Regions from separate parts of the Homo sapiens genome. Here region 1 is linked to region 2. The links are chromatin loops, found by intact Hi-C in ENCODE. Cell type or tissue: heart left ventricle. All regions are shown on one strand. Links, peaks and the distances in the headings refer to the core of each region. The heading gives the core; the rest is flanking DNA.

Evidence for each region. Peaks named below come from ENCODE experiments on the same cell type or tissue, not always from the same donor. Only the 100,000 strongest peaks of a DNase experiment are listed, where the experiment ranks them.
Region 1: a loop joins it to region 2, with 3 times the contacts of the local background. A loop is called at or near these places in 7 of 110 quality-filtered maps.

The regions. Positions count from the first base shown.
Region 1 is chr13:39,344,288-39,352,287 of GRCh38, forward strand. The region is part of intron 3 of LHFPL6 (LHFPL tetraspan subfamily member 6); the gene reads right to left. Among named protein-coding and RNA genes, the nearest start is that of LHFPL6, 250 kb to the right of the region's middle. In heart left ventricle, for the core only: a CTCF peak has its summit at 4,089 (motif pointing left); a DNase peak (open chromatin) is centred at 4,094; H3K4me3 peaks cover 797 bases; H3K27ac peaks cover 1,711 bases.
Region 2 is chr13:39,605,274-39,617,793 of GRCh38, forward strand. LOC112268119 (protein SPT2 homolog) reads left to right here. Exons shown (of 4, transcript XM_035861111.2): 4 at 2,857-3,723. The coding sequence ends at 2,926. Among named protein-coding and RNA genes, the nearest start is that of LHFPL6, 8.3 kb to the left of the region's middle. In heart left ventricle, for the core only: a CTCF peak has its summit at 6,959 (motif pointing left); no DNase peak of the experiment used is centred there.

The DNA of each region.
Region 1 (8,000 bases), core at 1-8,000, 260 kb before region 2:
TAGTCTCCTCCACCAATATCCACACCCTGGCCAAAAATAGAGAAGAATGGCAGCAACCAGGATAGGAGATGAAGGAGTTAATTGTAACTTACATCACCCAAGCTCACCTGCGTAACAAAGTACTTTAGGGAAAAAAATATAAATGTTGATGCAATCCTTCTGCAAAAGGGCCACTTTGAGGAGGCAACCCATTTGAAGGATAATGGCTAATGCTAAGGTGAATACTGCCATTTATGTGGAATGGTCAAGTGACTTACTCTCTACTGTCTGAATCAGAAAACAAAAATTCCCAGATTCTTCTGGGATCAACACTCACCTTGAAGATAAAGTGTCATTTAAATGAAAATATAATGACAAGCATCCAAGTGGGTCCTGATTTCTCAGAGTTGGATTAGTCTTAATATTCATAACAAACCCAAAATATTAAAAATATGTAAGTAGATTTATTTATCTGTATTGTCTTTGTCAATTCTTTTATCAACATTATAAGGTAGAATACTAGCTCAACATGGTTGACAAAAAAGCTTCTCAGCATTTAAAGAAGTTGGTGACTTACCCATAGTCATATGCTTATAATTTGGAATAAAGTGAGCCAGGGCTCAAATCTGGGTTCTAGATCCCAAGAATAGGTCGGTGTCCCCAGATGGGTTAATGGAATGGATTTCTGCATTCATTAGCTTTTTCTTTCTTAATGACATCCAAGTTATTCTTTTTGTGTGCACAGTAAAGAAGGCCTCTATATCTTATACTGGACACTGTACTTTCTGCTTCAATTCTAATTCATTTTTCAGCCGGTCTTACCATCTTATCAGATGATGCTCCAACAGCAACCATGTTCCTCCTTTTGGTTCTTGCTTTGCATTACATTAGATACAAACATAAACACCAAGACATTTGGATTTCACAGTCACTGAACATAAAGGCCATAGATTGAAAATCACGGGGCTGGGCGCAGTGGCTCATGCCTGTAATCCCAGCACTTTGGGAGGCCAAGGCGGGTGGATCACCTGCGGTCAGGAGTTTGAAACCAGCCTGACCAACATGGCAAAACCCCGTCTCTACTAAAAATACAAAAATTAGCCAAGCATGGTGGTGGGCACCTGTAATCCCAACTACTCAGGAGGCTGAGGCAGGAGAATCACTTGAACCCAGAAGGTGGAGGTTGCAGTGAGCTGAGATCACACCACTGAACTCCAGCCTGGGTCAGGGAGCGAGACTCCATCTCAAAAAAAAAAAAAAAAAAAAAAAAAAAAGAAAGAAAATCACATCCCTTCTTTTCACAAGTCAGTCTGCAGGAAAACAGCCTGTTGCTTGGCAAGAGTGACACTGAAGTGAAACCTCAATGACAACCAGCGTTTGACTACTGCATACCGAAGTGTTCCCACAGCGTAGATAACCCCCCATAAAGAAACAATGCCTATGGCATAGATAACCTTTCATAAAGACGTTTATCTCATCTCCCTAGAGGTCACAAGTTTTGGCAAGGAAGTGTGAGATGTGACCAGCTGCACTTGTCTGTACCCTAAAAGCTTGCTATGTAAAGGCTGCTTTCTGGAGGGCAGGTGCAAAGATCCACCATCTCACAGCTGCCAGAGACATGGCTTCTGTTTGTACGTCCCTATCAAATGTTTCTTTCTGAGAAACTGGACGTGTCAGCCTCTTTCCTCACCTCTTTTCTCAGCCTCTCACCCTGTGGGGTGGGGTTTGCATAGACCTGCTCACCGCGGAACACAGCCACTTTTACCTTGTTCATTTGTGAAAAATTAATAACTTCCCTGCTGAAAATTTCCAAGACTGTTAGGTACAATGTGCAATTAAACTTTGGATCTTCACTGGACGTTTACTGGAGAAGTAGTTAGCATGTGCCCCAGGCGCAGATAAAAAGGCAACGCAAGACAGAGCTAAGGGAGTTATTGGCTTGTGGTCACCATGAGTCAACAGCAGCAAAATTTGATCAAGAGCCTCCACATCTTAAAAGTTCTTAGGCCATTACCTAAGCACACAGACATCAAGCTATGTTGTTCAGTCCTCAACCTAGGTGTCATCCTTGATTTCTCCCTTTCCACATCCAATGAATAATTAAAAAATAAGCAAATGTGTATTGATTACCATTTTCTCAAAATTGTCATGGAGCTTTACATGGAGTAAATATTAATGCTTAAATTCTCATAGGAACACAATGTGGTAGGTATATGAGTATCATTCTCATCTTTCAGAAGGGAAGACTGAGGCCAGGGAAAGTTTAATAAGCTGCTCCAGGACTTCTCCTTAATAAGTAGCAAGTCCTCTGCCACTCTCCCCTATATCTATCCTGTGTCCTGCCCCTTCTCAAACGCCCGATCATCCCCCAGGCAGTCTCGTCTGCTGTCATTGCTTTCTTGTCTCTCTGCTTCTACTCATATCATCACCAACAGCAAAGTAGGCAGCTGTCTTTTTAAAAATCAATCAGATCAAGCCATGCTCTTACTTAAAACCCTGTAATGACCCAGCACTTTGGGAGGCCAAGGTGGCTGGATCACTTGAGGTCAGGAGTTCAAGACTGGCCTTGCCAACATGGTGAAACCCCATCTCTACTAAAAATACAAAAATTAGCCGGGCAAATTTGATCAAGAGCCTCCACATCTTAAAAGTTCTTAGGCCATTACATAAGCACACAGACATCAAGCACACAGAGCAAATTAGCACAAGTGGCCCACCCATAAGAATCACTTGAACCCGGGAGGCGGAGGTTGCAGTGAGCCAAGATTGCACCACTGCACTCCAGCCTGGATGGCAGAATAAAACTCTGTCTCCAAAAAAAAAAAAAAAAAAAAAAGCCCCGTTAATGAATTCTCAAAAATCAATGTCCTTCCTATAGCCTATGAGGGCTTAAATGTCTGCTGACCTCTCACACTTCATGACCACTCTCTCCTGTGTCTTGTCTCTGGCCACACTGACCACTTTTTCTGGAGCACATCAGCCTTGTTGCTGACATGAGAGCTTCACACTTGTGATTCCTTCCACCCAGAAATTCTACTTCCAGATCGTGGAAATGCCAGGCCTCTGGTAAACACCTAATAAATAATTGTTGAATGAAAGGCAAGGTAAAAGAAAAGCAGAAAGGAAGCAAACCGGGCAGGCAGCTAATACCTGAAAAACAGTAAGTCTAGCATTTTAAGAGTAACTCGTGTCCTGTTTTGGCACTGAAATTTTGGAGAGAACTTCCCAAACCAAGTATGTATTTCCGGCCTCATCTAGAGAGTGTGCTAAATTTAACGGGGTAACAGATTCTGAAAGATCACCTCTCCACCTCTGGGTAGGTCTCACTGGCACAATGACCTCCATTAATACAGATAGAATAAGCATTTTTCACTGGTAACCGAGTCCCCCTTCACAGGTCAGATTTGCTGACAACCATGAACTAATGTGGTTGTGAGTCTTGGGAATAATCTCCATTTTGAATTATTCTTTAGCTAGATTAAATACACCTATGAGGGGGAATTAATTAATAGGTAGAGAAGAGATGGCCAATCGTGTAGAACATTTCAAAGAGTTGGCAAAATTTGTGGTCCATCTGTTTAGCACTGGGCTCATAACACAGAATACAATCAATTGTTCATTATTAATAATGTATTGACCTATACATAGTTCTATGACCTAACATGAAAAGTAGAGTATATAATTCTTTATTAATTATTTGGCACTTAAGAAAAAATTGCTGAGGCTAATTATTTGAAAACAGTGTATGTGACAGTAGACACATTTATTAAACAAAGATGGAAAAAGAAGCTAGTAAAGGGTTGGCTATCAGAGGACAATGAGAGAGAGGATAGTATTGGTTTTGCTTTTGTTTTTGGCAGAGAAGTCAATAAAATAGCAGAAGTTTAAGCTTCAGGGTCTCGTAAGTGGCAGGGGAGCTACAGCCGATGCTGTAGATTCTCCAGCCAGTTCCTCTCTGTCCCTTTGCTGGTTCTGGACTCTCAATCTCCAGCTTCTGTTCGTGCTTTGCTCCCAATAGCTTATATTTGCAACGCTCTTCAGAGGACCCATGAGTGACTGGCATTACTCTGTCCCAGCTCTCTGACAGCTGAAGTGCCCCCTGGTGTGACCCACAGCCAGCGATGTACTTGTACTGGAGTGTGCACACCGGGCTTTCTTCCCTCCGGGTGGAACAAAGTCTGCAGTGTAATGATAATGAATGTTCCCAGCCCTGTGAGTTCAGGCTGAGGCTGAACCCTCATGACAAACTGCACCCTGCTGGGTGTTTACTCCTTCCCTACCTTGCTTTTCCACTTCCCCACTGTTTTTTCCTTGGCACATTTCCTCAATCACTTGAACTCAAATCCTCATCTCAGGATGCACTCTGGGGAACCAGATCTAAGGAGTGAATGAACAAAGACTTTCTTGCTTTTCTTTGTCAAGGGATCTGTAAGTTTCTACCATTGTCAGAAGCTAAGCCACCCCACCCGCCTACCCAAGCCCTGCTATCCCCTGAGAGAGGCAGAGCAGAGCTTTCGGCACCAGCTCTCTCCCACTCTCCCCACACTACCCTCTTCCTAGGGCAAATCCTTGTCTTGCTCAGGTGTAATTGTAATTTCTAGTCATTGTTATCTGGATCCATTCCTGTTTATGTCATAAAACAGGTAGTTAACGTATCAGGCTAAATGTCTATCAGATGAAAACTGGCAGAAAATTAAGCAAAGATCTTTAAAGAGTGTAACATAATAGCAGAAAATGTTTGAGGATATAAGAAAATATGGCCACCAATCAGACATATATGCAAGTTTGTGTGTATGATTTACAAAATTTGGGATTAAAATTCAACAACTGGTTAAGGTCCAAAATGAGCTGTTAATGTTCAATGTGATTTAAAAGAAAAAGAGTCCTTCATTTAAGACATGAAGGCTTTTTCATTTACTAAGTAATTTTTAAAATAATTATTAATTCAAAAAGTGATTTAATATGAATTTGTTCTAGTATTACAAATTATATTGAGATATAGCCAGCCAATCAAAGTAGCCTCAAAAAATATACAAAAGTACATATGCATACATGTCTTTTGAGAAAAATGGTCAAGATCAGTCTAGTTAGAGTAAGGTGTGTCAATAGAATTTAAGCAAATCTGAAAAAATACTGTCATCCAACCCTGATTCTTGATTTTCTTCTTCCCTTCCTTTTTCCTTTCCTCGCTCCCTCTCTCAATTTATTCATTGATTCAACAAACATTCAGTGAGTGCCAGCTCCAACTATGAATGAATCACTGGGTACTGGGAGCTTTGTTGGGAATAATATAATTCCTGCTATCAAGAAGCTTATTGTCTAGTCAAGGAAATAAGCATTAAGCAATAATGAGACATTTCTATACTGATAATTGTGATATGTGCTTTGAAGAAAAAAATCCAGGATGCGAAGGCAGCATATTGCAAGTGATCTACGTAGTGCGGTCAGGTCAGTGAAAGAGAGCCTTAAATTAGAAGTGAGATCTAAGCCAAGACCTGCAGATGTTCAGGAGTGAGCCAAGCGTGAATGTGGGGGGCCAGGGAACAGTATGCTTGGAGTGAGGGGATGGGAAATATAATGGAGAAATGCAGACAGATTTGGGTCTTGCTAAAGTATTGCTCAAGTAAGAGATGGATCCCATTTTGGGTGTAAAGCAAGGGATGGGTTTGGGTATGACCACCTCTAGAGTTCGGAGCTTGAAGCCTGAAAATTCCCTCTTTGAAACTGTCATTTGTATTGTTGGGTAGGAATATGAGGTATTTAACAGTCACAAATAAATCTTAAGCTCCTGCTACCTGTTTTGCTATGTTATAGAAGCTGGAAACGCAGCCGGGAACAATACAGACAGAGTCTTTGGTCTCATGAAGCTTACTTTCCAGTTCATATCACTCACATCAGCTGTATTATTCTGAAACATTCCTTGTATATTACACATGTTTTGTAGAAATTCAGTTCAATGAAATAAACCAGATACAATAGGATTTTTTCATAAAACTATAAATGTGAAAGCAAAACATCCAGAATTCTGTGAGAGATTAAAGGTTTACCAGGCACAGGCTTGTCACTTTGAACTTCTCCAAAGGAAAAGGAAAAATAGATTTTTCTCTCTGAGCATGATCCTATTGTTAAAACCTATGTGCTCAATAACAAGAAATTAGCACCATGTTTTACAGTCATAGAAAAAAAGTGTTTCTGCATACTCTTCATGAGTAGTAATGAAACTAAATAAAACCAGGAAATACAGGGCCATTCTTCCATGGCCTCCCTCTATGCCTGTCATGGCAATAAATGCTTGTTATTATAATGCAAACAGAAAGCATTTTTCCAGAGGGCAAGTTTTGTCTGTGATCCTTTCAGGAAATTAGAGAAGGAAATCTGTTTAAACTTTCCCTTTTGCTCTCCGTAATGCTCCATCAAACAGGACTCCAAGCTTGCTTGGTTGGCAAATTACTGCTTTCAACAATGGGGAATACTATTCTTGACAGATAAAATAGAGGTTAATGGGACAGAAAGCAGCATACCATAGCCACCTGCCAAGTCGACAGAAAAAGACTGTGGCGGAATTCCAGGGCAGCCCCAGAGTAGAGATAGGGGTGGGGAGGGATGTTGCTGATTTCTTACGGTGGCTCAAATTAGTTTTTAGTATAGCTTTTGGAAGTGATAGAGACAGAAAGAGAGGTACAAAGAATCCAGTCTTATTACATATAACAATGGAATTCCAGTGATCGTTTCATCTTTTAAGGACACTGGAGTTTAACCTCTGCCTTTTCATTAATTTGTTCAATTAACAATTTGGAGCCTACCAAGTGTGACTGTCTGCTTATTTCAATGTTCTATTCGGGCACTCAGTATGATGACCTGATCACAACAACCGATACACATTTGTGGCATGAATGGATATCAGACGTTATACTTGTGCTAAGAATAGAAATACAAAATTAATCGTCATATAACAGCTGTCATATATAGACAGCAAGTGAAGGGCTACAAGTTATGAAGGGGTCTCTCCTTTAATCATTTTTGTCTAGGATCCTTGATCTGTTTATACTTTCCAACATTATTCTCACTTTGAAGATGCAGAAACTGAAGGATAAGTAACTTACCCATTATCTCAAATAAATAGCAAAGCTTGAACTCGGAACTTGGGTCAAACTGATTCCAGAGTTTTTTCCTGTGCTCAGATAATGTATAAAAAAAGATCTTAATCAAATGCATTTTTCTCATTTGTTAAATAGTACTTGTCTTGGCACTTATATGCCCGAGAAAAAAATAAAACATATTTTACCTTACCCCTTCAATTTGCCAGTCTTCTTAGAAGACTACATGCTGTTAAAGTGAACTAAATATGTCCTGGGAATAACTCTGTACTTCTATATTTGAGTCCTTGTGGATGAACTATAACCTAGCTTAATAGGCAGACAAGATTGAAAACCTAACTTAGGAGTACGCACCCGTAATAATTGCTGAGTCTTCGCCAGTCCCAGCAGCCATAGTTCAACCACTCATATACTGCTGAGTGTTCAAACTATATTCAAATAAAGCAAACACCAAACTGTACCCAATCCAGTTGTTTCTGTACCTCACTTCTGATTTTTGTATGTTACGTTCCTTTTTTGTCTATAAATTTGTACTGACCATGAGGCACCCCAGTAGTCTCTCTGAATCTGTTGTGATACAGGGGGGCTGCCTGATTTGCGAATTGTTCATTGCTCAATTAAACTCCTTTAAATTTAATTCAGCCAAAGTTTTACTTTGACAATGCCCATGTTCAACAGCATGGTTTCAATTGCTAAAGGTCTGCACCTTGCAAAGACTTGACAGCCCCAATTCCTGAGGCAATGAAACCACACTTGGCACCTTTGGCAATGCATCTTCTTTAAGGATGTGGAAATGTGATGTCTAAAATAAGCTTGCTTGAGGAACAGATAACTAATGCTACCTGCAGGAGAAACTGCCTCTAGATATGGTCCCAGACTGAATGTTTTTGACCCTACCTTGACTCTGTGTGAGCCCTAGCTGAT
Region 2 (12,520 bases), core at 2,496-10,495:
AAAAAAATGACAGAAGAGGCCAAATTTTTAAAAATCTTTCAGGATGCAATATCAATTATTTGTGAAAGTATAATACTGGGACTCAAATTTCTAACTTAAATAAGTGAATTCAGACAAATGGTGATCTTCCCAAGCCCTAAGTTATCTCATTGTTAAAAAGAGATTGAAATAGGTTATTTTAATTTTTTTTAAGCTCACAACTTCCAGCATCATGGTTATATGGGTCCTCTTATCTTTGAGAAGGAATTTAGAGATCATCTAATCTTGTTCAAGTATGTAATTTTACAGCTGACAAAACAGAGGCTCGAAATTCTTCCAGTGTCTTACCCAAAGCTGAGGCTATAATCCACATATCTTGATTTCTCTTTCTAATTATCTTACTAAACTATAATATCTTCTGAATTACTCCTTATGTTCTTCCATGCACACTTTGTAAGCAAAATGCATTATAATTTATTTAAGCCCCTTTGCATTAAATTTGTACCTTTAAAGGACCATTAAATTACTTCACAGCCAGAAGTTCCCACATAGCAGATGCCACTTATAACACCTATTCCAGGTTTGGGTTTCCAGTATGTTTGGATAGTAGTCTCATTGAGTCACAAGATGAGATCATGAATGCGACAGTATATGGAAAGCTATAAAGTGTTTATGACAACACTCTTGGTTGGCTACCCAGTATTAATTCACAATCCCCTCTCCCTTCTCACCAGATACTCTTCTAGCATCCCTTAAAGCAAGTAATGGCCACTTGATCCTGCTGTAGCCAATGAGTTTGCTAAGGAGGCCTCTGGGGAAGATTGTATTCTCTGATAAAATAAGGAGACGTGAGAGAATAGTTCTCTCACCATCATGACTGTCTTCGGGCACATTCTTGAAGGTGTTTAGAGCTCTAGCAGCCTTCTTGTAACCAGGTGGGGGGTCACAGAGACATACTCCCAGTGATCTAACATTGTAGAGCTTCTCACCTCCATTTGAATTATTTAAAAAGTAAATTATAGATTTTTAATATGGTTTAAATCACTATGAGTTGAATTTTCTCCTTTTAGTAGCTAAAAGCATTCCTAATTGATAAAGCATGGTATAGATAAGACATTTTCAATGAGAGGAAATATACATCAGTGAACATTGTATCTCAGTGCTTGGCAATGTAGACAGATACTCAATAATCAAACAGTAATTGTGGGATTTAATGAACAAATCAATATCATCGTGATTACTATCCTTGTTCTAATGCAGCCTACAGAGTGGGTATTTAATTTTTAAACAAATGGTATGCTATGTGAAATTAGGGAAGGAGCATGATAATGAAATATCGAGAACATAATGAAATCAATCACTTCTGACTACCAGAGAGAGATTGGAAAGGGATTTAGTCTGTCCACAATTGTGGCAAACACTACAGTTTGGCTGATATCATTTCCAACTCACTTCTTTTACATTGTTATCTCCTACGAAAGCAGTGAAAGCTAAAATCTCCACGTCCTAGCCTCCCTTGAAATTTGAGGGGCGATGTGTGTGTTATGATATATATTAATTTTTGTCTACAGTTCCTAGCTCCCAACACCCATAGCCCTTGTTACAGTATTTTGTTACAGTGTTGGGTATGTTAGGCCTCAGGAACAGACCTCAAGAAACAGAACCTCTCTAACCTGCTTCTGCTCTCCTTTCACCTGCCCCAAGGCAGTACTCTAATCTTTCCCCCTCCTTTCTGACTGTGGGTCTTAGGACCCTCCCCTGAGAGGGACCCACCCCATATCCTGAGGAAAGCAATGGTGACATCATGAAGCTTCCATAAAAACCCAAGAGGGCAGGCTTGGCATGGTGGCTCACACCTGTAATCCCAGCACTTTGGGAGGCCGAGGCGGGTGGATCACCTGAGGTCAGGAGTTCAAGACCAAGCATTGCACTCCAGCCTGGGCAACAAGAGTGAAACTCTGTCTCAAAAACAAACAAACAAACAAACAAAAAAACTCAAGAGGGCTGGCGTGGTGGCTCACACCTGTCATCTCAGCACTTTGGGAGGCCAAGGTGGGCAGATCACCTGAGGTCAGGAGTTCAAGGCCAGGCTGGCCAACATGGTGAAACCCCATCTCCACTAAAAATACAAAACTTAGCTGGGTGTGGTGGTGTGCACCTGTAGTCCCAGCTACTCAGGAGGCTAAGGCAGGAGAATAGCTTGAACCCAAGAGGCGGAGGTTGCAGTGAGCCAAATCGCACCACTGCACTCCCGTCTGGGCTACAGAGCCAGACTCCATCTCAAAAACAAAACAAAACAAAACAAAACCAAGAGGACTGGAAGTTCCTGGAGGATGGTGTGCCCCAGGAAGGCATGGAAGCTCCACACCCTTTTCCCCATACCTCGCCCTGTGCATCTCTTCATCTGTTTCCTTTGTAATATCCTTTTATAATAAACTGGTAAACATAAGTGTTTCCCTGAGTTCTGTGAGCTGCTCCAGGAAATTAATTGAACCCAAAGAAGGGGTCATGCAAACCCCAATTTGAAGCCAGTTTGTCAGAAGTTCTGAAGGCCCAGACTTGTGACTGATGTGGGGTGACAGGGGCAGTCTTGGGGACCGAGGCCTCAATCTATGGGATCTGATGCCATCTCTAGGTAGATATTGTCAGAATAGAACTGGAGGACACCCAGCTGGTATTTGCTGCGGAGGTGATTGCTTGTTTGCTGGTGGGGAAATATCCCATACCTTGGGGTCACAGAAGTCTTCTGTGTTGACTGTTACTGTGTTGGTGTGAAAGCAGAGGAAAAACCTGGTTAGAGATTCCAGAAACACCATGTGACAGTTCTGGCCATTGAAGGGTGCTGGTACCATCACCTCCACCTCTTCTTTCTTCCAGCCCAGAGAACAGTTGTGATAGCACTTTGCAGCCCGGCATTCATTGTGCAGCCATGAAGCAACAGGCATGAGGAGGAAAGCCAGCACACGAACCATGATGGAGCAAAGTGGTGAAAAGAGTCCGCTTCTTCCCTATCTGCACTAGGCTGTTGGACTTCTCTTGGGGTAAGATCAAGAATCCTCACCTGGTTAAGTCACTGTTATTACCTGCTACACTATTCATACCAACTCTTCTGTTACACTCAAGAGGCCAGCACCACAACAAAGGCACAGAGTGTGGGGACATGAAACAGAACCAGGAAAGAACATAACAGTGTTGAGGGAGAATTTCTCAAGCAAACAGTGGCTGGGGAGGCATTCATTGTCCACAGTGTGTATTGCAGAAGATGGACCCTCCTTAAAGTGTGGCAATAGAAACAGGAACAGCTATGAAAATGGCTTATAAAATGTTTATTCTTAAAGTCTCAACTTTGAGCAATTCAGAGAGACAGAAATTCTCAGCATTATAAAATAGCCTGATACGAAAAGGTTCCTCTTAAATACAAACCAGCAAGAGAGAGATGCAGACAGGTGGGAGGTCCAAATGAGAACCAGTAGATAACAAAAGAGAGGCTTTAAGTAGGGGCAGGGAGGAGAGATTTTTTCCTTAACTTCTCCTGGATGTGGAGCTCATCATTTCTTTGTCAATAAAAAAATACATGATTTGTTCCTCGACACATGCTGCGAGATATCCCAAGAAATGCTCCACCAGCTGAAAACCTACCATCACAGTTTTCAGTACAGATGCAGTGAACAAGGTTTAAAAAAACATAGTTGGAGATCATAGTAAGTTCCTCCATTCTGCCATTTCCTTCCTCCCTTCATTCCTTTTTTCTTTTCTTTTTTTTTTTTTTTTTTTCTTTTTTTGAGACGGAGTCTCACTCTGTCGCCCAGGCTGGAGTGCAGTGGCGCGATCTCGGCTCACTGCAAGTTCCGCCTCCGGGGTTCACACCATTCTCCTGCATCAGCCTCCCGAGTAACTGGGACTACAGGCACCCGCCACCATGCCTGGCTAATTTTTTGTATTTTTAGTAGAGATGGAGTTTCACTGTGTTAGCCTGGATGGTCTCGATCTCATGACCTCGTGATCTGCCCGCCTCAGCCTCCCAAAGTGCTGGGATTACACTTCTCTTCATTTCTAAATTGCCCTTTCCCTTCACAAATCCCTTCTCAAGACTAATTTAAAGGGGCATTGATTGCTATGACATTTTACTGCAATGAGTCCATTATATACATGGGGGAAAAATCTCAGGGGACAAGTGATCTCTCAGATTTCCTGCACTCCATCTCCAGTAGTCTATGAGTGAGATAGTGCATTGCTTTTAGAATGCTAACTCTCCTATTTGTATGCATATATTTACCATAGCTATCTCAACATCCTATTAAATCGGAGTTGCCCATTTCATTTTCGATGAACTTTCTTTCATGTGTTTGATAGACGCAAGACACCCCCCACCCCATAGAAACTGTATTTGTCTAGTTACATACAATTTCTAAACATAGTGATTTGTATGACTGAATTCCCCAGGAGCTTTCATGGAAATGAGGTAGATACCGTCTGTGACCTGCTCCCAGTGTTGCTGTCTGCATTATTCATTTAAAGTTTGCAAATTACTTTGGACTATGAAGTGCCATAGAGTTTCTATGTATTATTCTTTTATGAATTAAAGTAGCATATAAATATTAAATTAATAACTTATTTATAAGAAAAAAAGTGAAGCGTTAAATCAGATTTAACATAGCAAATACTTCATATTAAACCATCAAAATTGAAAATGTCCATAATACGTAATATATATACTTTTGCTACGTGACCCAGTTTGCATTTTAAAGCAGTACATAATTACGTTTAATACTGAATCAGGGTCATGCTTCTGCTGCTTTTAAGTTATTTTTTTCTTCCAGGGTCAAAAATCATCTCTGTTTTTTTCAACATTATGACTATGTTTTTTGGTTTGTGTTTTTATTTTTCCATAATATGTAGAAAGATGAATATTATGGGTATATAGATTAAAAAAAAGTGTAATATTTGCTGAAATATTACTGTTTATTGACCAATATGCCGGCTACACCAGGGCTGTACTATGGAGTCATGTGGAAAAGAGGGAACTGCGAGGCAGGTGGATCACTTGAGGTCAGGAGCTAAGACCAGCCTGGCCAACATGGTGAAACTCCATCTCTACTAAAAAAAAAAAAAAAAAAAAAAAAAAATTACACAGGTGTGGTGGTACACACCTGTAATCCCAGCTACTCGGGAGGCTGAGGCAGGAGAATCGCTTGAAACCAGAAGGCAGAGGTTGCAGTGAGCCAAGATCACACCACTGCACTGCACTCCAACCTGGGTGATAGAGTGAGACTCCTCCTAAAAAACGATAATAAAATAAAATAATTTAAAAAAAAGAAAAGTAGGAACTAATTTTTAGCAGTTGGCACTGAGTTAAATTGTCAAAGATTGCATCTTAAACACTGTACTTGGTTGATTTGCCAGTTAGAGTGAATGACTGGATGAAAAGAGATGCTATTATATTTGGCTACTTTTGCCTTTGAAAGATCTATGTCTGTGTGACAAAAAGCTAAAGAGCAAGGGTGAGGTGACAAGAAGCAGAAGATACAATAAGAGTAGAGTTGAGAGCAGCATACAACATCAACCATATCAGCAGTTAGACAGCAGAGTTGGAGAGGAGGGAGAGAGAGGGAAAGGAGACAGAGATGGAGAGAGGGAAGGAAGAATAGAAGGAGAGGGAGAGAGAAGACTAAAATTTCATATGCTACCTTGACTTTGAGCCTAACATGTCGCAAAGGCCTAACTTTGGGTCAACTTGACACTCTGCAGTAGCTCACACCCCTATCCGGTGAAGCCCCTGCACTTCTGCAGATTCCTTGGAGAAACCCTGGTCTCCTCTCTCTGAGCTGTGGGTCTCACATCTGTCTCATCCTAGAGTTATCCTAGTAAATCCCAAGTGGTAACAGACTTCTTTATCTCCCAAGTAAGACCATACCAGGTAGCGGTTTTCCTAAAGGCTTACAGGATGACAAGGGAGGGGGATTGCAGTTTGGTTCTTCATAGCAGTTCACCCAAAATGGAATACTGGGCCTCCTAATCCTAGAACCCCTGCCATGGGGGATTTCACACAGGCTGCTGTCTCCTCAGGGAATTCTGCCTACTGCCAATTTGTACAGCCAGGCCAGTCCCTCTCCCTCCTTCAATGACTTCTCCTGCACCCCTAACTTTTTCTGAGCCCCTTGGCACCTCTCTCTTAGGCTGCGCTTGGAAAGGTAAGTCTTTCTTCTGTTCTCTGTATTGTTTGGCATTTCAGCATTCACCCTGTGTCTCCCTGTTGTTCACCCTCTGGGGGTGATCATGACCAAAGGCACTATAAGAGTTTTTCTGAGCCCCACCCCTTGCCCCAGTTAAAGAACAAAGTTATCTTGCTAAGGGAGTTTAGATTTGTGCCTTTCTAAAAAAATTAACTAGCTCAAATGTCAGTCTCCTTTTTAAAAACATAAAGTAATCTTATTTAAAGTATATTATTAGAAAGGAAACCTCTTTAAGAACAACACATTTTCATCTATTTAGCATGAATTCTATATTGCCTTAAAGAGATACGTTGAGCCAAAATGTTAAAATAAGAATCCCACATAACTCCTGGTCTAAAGAAAAGCATATAAAAATACACTGCTCAGCTGCCTTCAGAGAGATCTACCTTTTCCAAGAAGACTCAGAACGGGCTTCTGACCATCATAATCAGAATGCACTGCCTTCAGGAGCGGAAGGAACACTACATGGGGAGTCAGAAACCTGAGTTCAAATTCTGAGACTGGATCTTCAACATGCTAATTATGACTCAAATATCACGTCTATTATAACCTATTTACTCTCAACAGTGTCTTTATCTAATAAAATTATTCACCATTATATATGATCATTTGCCTTAGATGACATGAATCAGTTCCTTTATTCATATTAGCAATTGGTAGAGCTTGAATTAATGACAGTGCTTGGATTGTAATGCAATTTTCCTGACTGTTAAGTACTTGTTTCTTTATACCAGGCGCCTCCTAGTGGCAGAAATGCAGCAAAAAGGAGATTGAATCTTCAGTAATTTCTCTTCTAGGTGTAGGGATACAGGTTAGATTTCAGCTTAATTTTGTCTGACTTTTCTGTTAATTGATTAGTATCTCAAATGTCTCTACTCTTAACACATTAACATGGGCACAGGCTTGGCTTAGTATAGGTATATTGAAAGTGGCATTAAGTCAGGAGAAGCCCACGTTCTATCTTTGCTATAAGCTCCCTGTCGCTTAATTATATTTCTTCCTTTGCCTTTGTTTTCGTATATGTGGCTATTATTTCTTTCATGGTCATGATTCTCAATCAGAAATTATGTAGAGGTATTTACTTCACAGTTTTAAGTTTTTACTTACACTGCTTTTGATCTGAAAACATTGCAAGTCTTATTTCAACCTGGATATAACTTAGAAAACAAATAATTATGGTGCAGCAAAGAGAGGAAAAGCCTGATTTCCTTGATTCAAAGAAGCCTTTGGGTCTGGCTAAATAGACCGAGAATAAACATCCGGCGTTTGATTGATGCCTCCTAACTTGCAATTTTGTATATAAAGAGACAGAAAAGAGGGAGACACAAAAAGAAGCTCAATGCCACATCTAAACACTAAGGTAGAAGTCAGGAACACCCACTTCTGAGTTTGATGTAGCTGTTAAATTGTTGCTTGATTTTGGACAAGTAACAGTATAAAATGAGGAATCTGATCATCCTTCTGTTCTCTGCTCCCAACAAAGCTGTATGGTTGTCTTAGTTCCTTAGGGCTGCTGTTAGGTTGGTGCAAAAGCAATTGCAGTTTTTGCCATTACTTTTAACGGCAGAATACCATAACAGAATACCATGAATATATGTAACAGAATACTTAACACAATATAACAGAATACCATAAATCAGGTGCCTTCTAAACACAGAAATATATTTCTTACAGTCCTAAAGGCTGGAAAGTCCAAGATCAAGACACTGGCAGATTCAGGGTCTGGTGAGGGCCAGCTTCCTGGTTCATAGACAGCTGTCTTCTCTTGTGGTGTCCTCACATGGCAGAAGGAGCGAGGGAGCTCTCTGGGATCTCTTTTATAAGGGCACTAATCCCATTATGAGGGCTCTGTCCTCATGACCTGACCACCTCCCAAAGGCCCTGCCTCTGAATACCGTCACATTGGGAGTTAGGTCTCAATGTTTGAATGTTGTGAGGGTTATAAACATTCAGCCTATAGCAATGATTTACATAAAGTTTGTGGAATGAGACTGATAAAGTAATTACCAATAGCCAGTCAGGTTGGTATCAGAAAATTTCTTGCTGTAGTATGTTAGCTACGTGAGATAAACTTTTTGAAGATTAAACAAACCACAGCAGGGATATAGGTGAATGAATGCACCATTGTGCCACTGATTAACTTTTCTCCCATTTCTTATTCATATACTACTTAGATAAAATAATACTCTTTAATTTTTTTAAAGCCATAATAATAATTCCATTACACTAATCAGTACTAATCAGTGCTGGAGAACGATGAACAATCTGATGTCAGGCATCCAAATGTACTAAATTCATCCAAACCATCAGTTTTAAATCATTTATTTCCCTACCCAGGTTCTTCATAATTTCTATTCTGCCATCTTAGAAGTTATTTAGTTAAAAACAGTTCAATACATTCAAATCTACAGTAAATGTCTGACAATCTCTTTTAAGATGAATTATAGGGGACAATTGGTTTGCCAGGAGCATGCTAAGGTCAAGACCCTAAACATAACATAGTACAATGAACATAATTCCAATTGCTTTTTTCTGTTTAATATTAAAAAGAAAAGATTTTTTTGTCTACGTGCTTTTTTCAGATTTTCTTCAAGTGTTGACATGTAATAAACTTAAGTAGAAGCATCAGAAATAGCATAATGATTTGCTGCTACCAAGACAGGATTGATCTGAATTTGATTTAGCCATAGAAATACCTCCTGTGAGAGGAAGGCCAGGTGTAGTTTAGAGGAGGCAGATTTGGGCATTGCCACTCCCTGGTTTTCTTATCTCAGGTAAGTTACTTAGTGATATGGTTTGGCTGTGTCCCCACCCAAATCTCATCTTGATTTGTAACTCCCACAATTCCCATGCGTTGTAGGAAGAATCTGGTGGGAGGTGATTGAATTATGGGGGTGGGTCTTTCCTGTGCTGTTCTTGTGATAGTGAATGAGTCTCATGAGACCTGGTGCTTTAAAAACAAGAATTTACCTGCACAAGCTCTCTCTTTGCCTGCTGCCATTCATGTAAGACATGACTTGTTCCTCCTTGTCTCCCGCCATGTTTGTGAGGCTTCCCCAGCCACATGGAACTATAAGTCCAATTAAACCTCTTTCTTTGTAAATTGCCCAGTCTCAGGTATGTCTTTATCAGCAGTGTGAAAAGGGACTAATACACTTAGCCTGTGTCTAAAACTCAATATGCTCATGGGCAAGGTAGAGATAATAATCTCTGCCCATAGAGTTATTCTAAAGACTAAATAAGATAATATATGTAAAATACTTAAAGCCATGCCTGACATGTAGCAACTGCTCAATAAATGGTGGCTATTATTGTATCAATAATAAGTTTTCTCTTTTATTATTCTAGGATCAGTTAGCAAGAAATAATCCAACACAGTCAAACTTACAATAAATGTCTGACTTACCCTTTTAAGATAAATTGTTATATGAAACTAATATGAACCTTCTTTTAAAAACATGATTATTCAACATGCAATCTATTATGTTTTCCACAGTTTATTTTCAAAGAAAAGACAAATTCTGACCAAGTTTTTCATAGAAATAAAAACATCAAACAGTACCCTAATTTTGATGTATTGATCAGCTTACTATCTTGAACAAAATGGTGGCCAATAAAGACTTCTCAATGGACATGATGTCTGATACTTTGATACATTTTAATGAAAATCAAACAATGGAGAAGTGATAGAAATATATGTTTACTCTGAGCTCAAGAAATCTGAGAGAGGGCTGGTCACGGTGGCTCACACCTGTAATCCCAGCACTTTGGGAGGCCGAGGTGTATGGATCACCTGAGGTCAGGAGTTCAGGACCAGCCTGGCCAACATGGTGAAACCCCATCTCTACTAAAAATACAAACAAAATTAGCCTGGCGTGATGGCAGGCACCTGTAATCCCAGCTACTTGGGAGGCTGAGGCAGGAGAATCACCTGAACCTGGGAGGTGGAGGTTGCAGTGAGCCGAGATCGCGTGATTGCACTCCAGCCTGGGCGACAAGAGCAAGACTCTGTCTCAAAAATAAAAAATAAAACATAAAAAAGAATTCTGAGAGAAAAGCCTCCAAAAGTGAGATTTTTCTTGCTCTAATCAAGTCCAACTCTAACTTTGTTTTCTTTCTGCCTCCCTATTTCTGAGCCTATCTTGACAATCCAGTTTAGCAGCCACCTTAGCAGAGACAAAGAAAATACTGGACTCAACAATTTGAGGCCCAGATGGTCCTACTAAGTAACTTTAAGATGTGAAAGCACTTTGGGTTCCATAGAGTACTTTGGGTTCATTAGTACAATCTTGAAATCCTTCTTAAATAACATTAACTCATACATGCAATCAATAGCCCTAACTGATTTATATCAATTCTAACTAACAATTATTTTTGAAAATGAGTTTTGTGGATAGAATACAAAACATACTGTCTCAAAAGTATCCGTGACCTTCTAATTCTTCATATTGTTGTCCATATTTATCATTGCAAGAATAGAGATACATCTGAGTATCAAATGTTTAAGAAAGTCTACTGACAAAACAATAAATTAAATGGAATACTTACCCATGTTTCCACTAAAATAGTCTATATCAGACTTTAGAATTGATATAGAAACCCCCACACAGTGTTTACTTTGATCAGTTTGCAGAAACTGAATAAATATTATGTTTCTTATTTAAATTTTAAAATATCTTCCAGGGAAGAATTTAAATGATAGGTATAGAATGTTGCTTCTTCAGTCTACAGCAAGAGCTTAGTATTTAGGCAAAGACCCCGTGAGGGAGAAGCTACACGGCCGTTACTCAATAGCGACATCTGCTGTTATCACAGGAGTATGCTTTCCCATATTAGGAAGCTCTGCTCTTTGGCAATGGGGTAGCTGGAATGACAGTCAACTCTCAGGCATAAAGAGGCTTATTCTCTAATTTGTGGGTTTTCTCGGTCTTTAGTGACTCTTCATTCCCCCACCTGCACTCTGCCTATTGTCTGAAAGGTTAATCTTAGCTTTCTTACCAGAAGTTAAGTAAGCAGAGAATAAAAACTGAACCTCATATCAATCAATATTGTTCCTGTTATTCGATGGTTTAAAATATACTGTTTCCTGGCCGGGCATGGTGGCTCATGCCCGTAATCCCAGCACTTTGAGAGGCCAAGGTGGGTGGATCACCTGAGGTCAGGAGTTCGAGACCTGACTGACTAACATGATGAAACCCCGTCTCTACTAAAAATACAAAAATTAGCGGGGTGTGGTGGTGGGCACCTGTAATCCCAGCTACTCAGGAAGCTGAGGCAGGAGAATTGCTTGAACCCAGGAGGCGGAGTTTGCAGTGAGCCAAGATCGTGCCATTGCACTCCAGCCTGGGCCACAAGAGTGAAACTCTATCTCAAAAAAAAAAAAAAAAAAAAAATACTGTTTCCTTACAGAAGAATTCCAAATAATATAGGTATATATTTCCCCATCTCCCACTCCACCAAAGAGGTGGAATTTATCCCCCTAACCCTTGAAGATAGACTCCACTGAATGACTCACTTACAAAGACTAGAGTATGGAAAGGGAAAAATAGTAACTTTTCGGTGGAGAAGGCTGGCAGATGCTACCTTAACCCAGTGACTCAGGTGAGCATTGCCAATAATGTCATATGGACACCAACTACACCTGATATTATATGAAAAAAGGGCACTTCAGCATCATGGTTTTCCTTCCAAAATCCCATGACTCCAACAGACCAACCCGGATTGGGGGCTGTCCTACAAAATACCTGACCAGAACTCCTCAAAACTGTCAAAATCATGAAAATCAAGGAATGACTTAGAAACTGTTGCAGAGCAGAGGAGACTACAGAGACCTGAGGATTAAATGCAGCATAGTATTCTGCATGGGATCCTGGAGCTGAAAAAGGACATTAGGAGAAAAACTGGGATATCAGTTTGGTGAAAGTATAGGATTTAGTTAATAGTCCTGTATCAATGTTGGTTTTTTTCATTTGGACATATTTACCATTGTATAACAATGATAACATTAGGGGAAACTAAAACTGAGTGAGGGGTGTATGGGAACTCTTCGTATTATCTTTGCAAATTTTCCGTAAATTTCCAAGTATTCCAAGATACAATTTAAAAAATATATGTATATTAAGAACTTGCTCTATGTCTTTCTCTGTGCTGGACATTCTTGTGGATAACACTTCACTTCTTTTTTTTTTTTTTTTTTTTAATAGAGATTGGGCATCCCTATGTTGCCCAGGTCTCAAACTTCTGGCCTCAAGAGATTCTCCCTCCTCAGCCTCCCAAAGTGCTGGATTATAGGCATGAGCCAATATGCC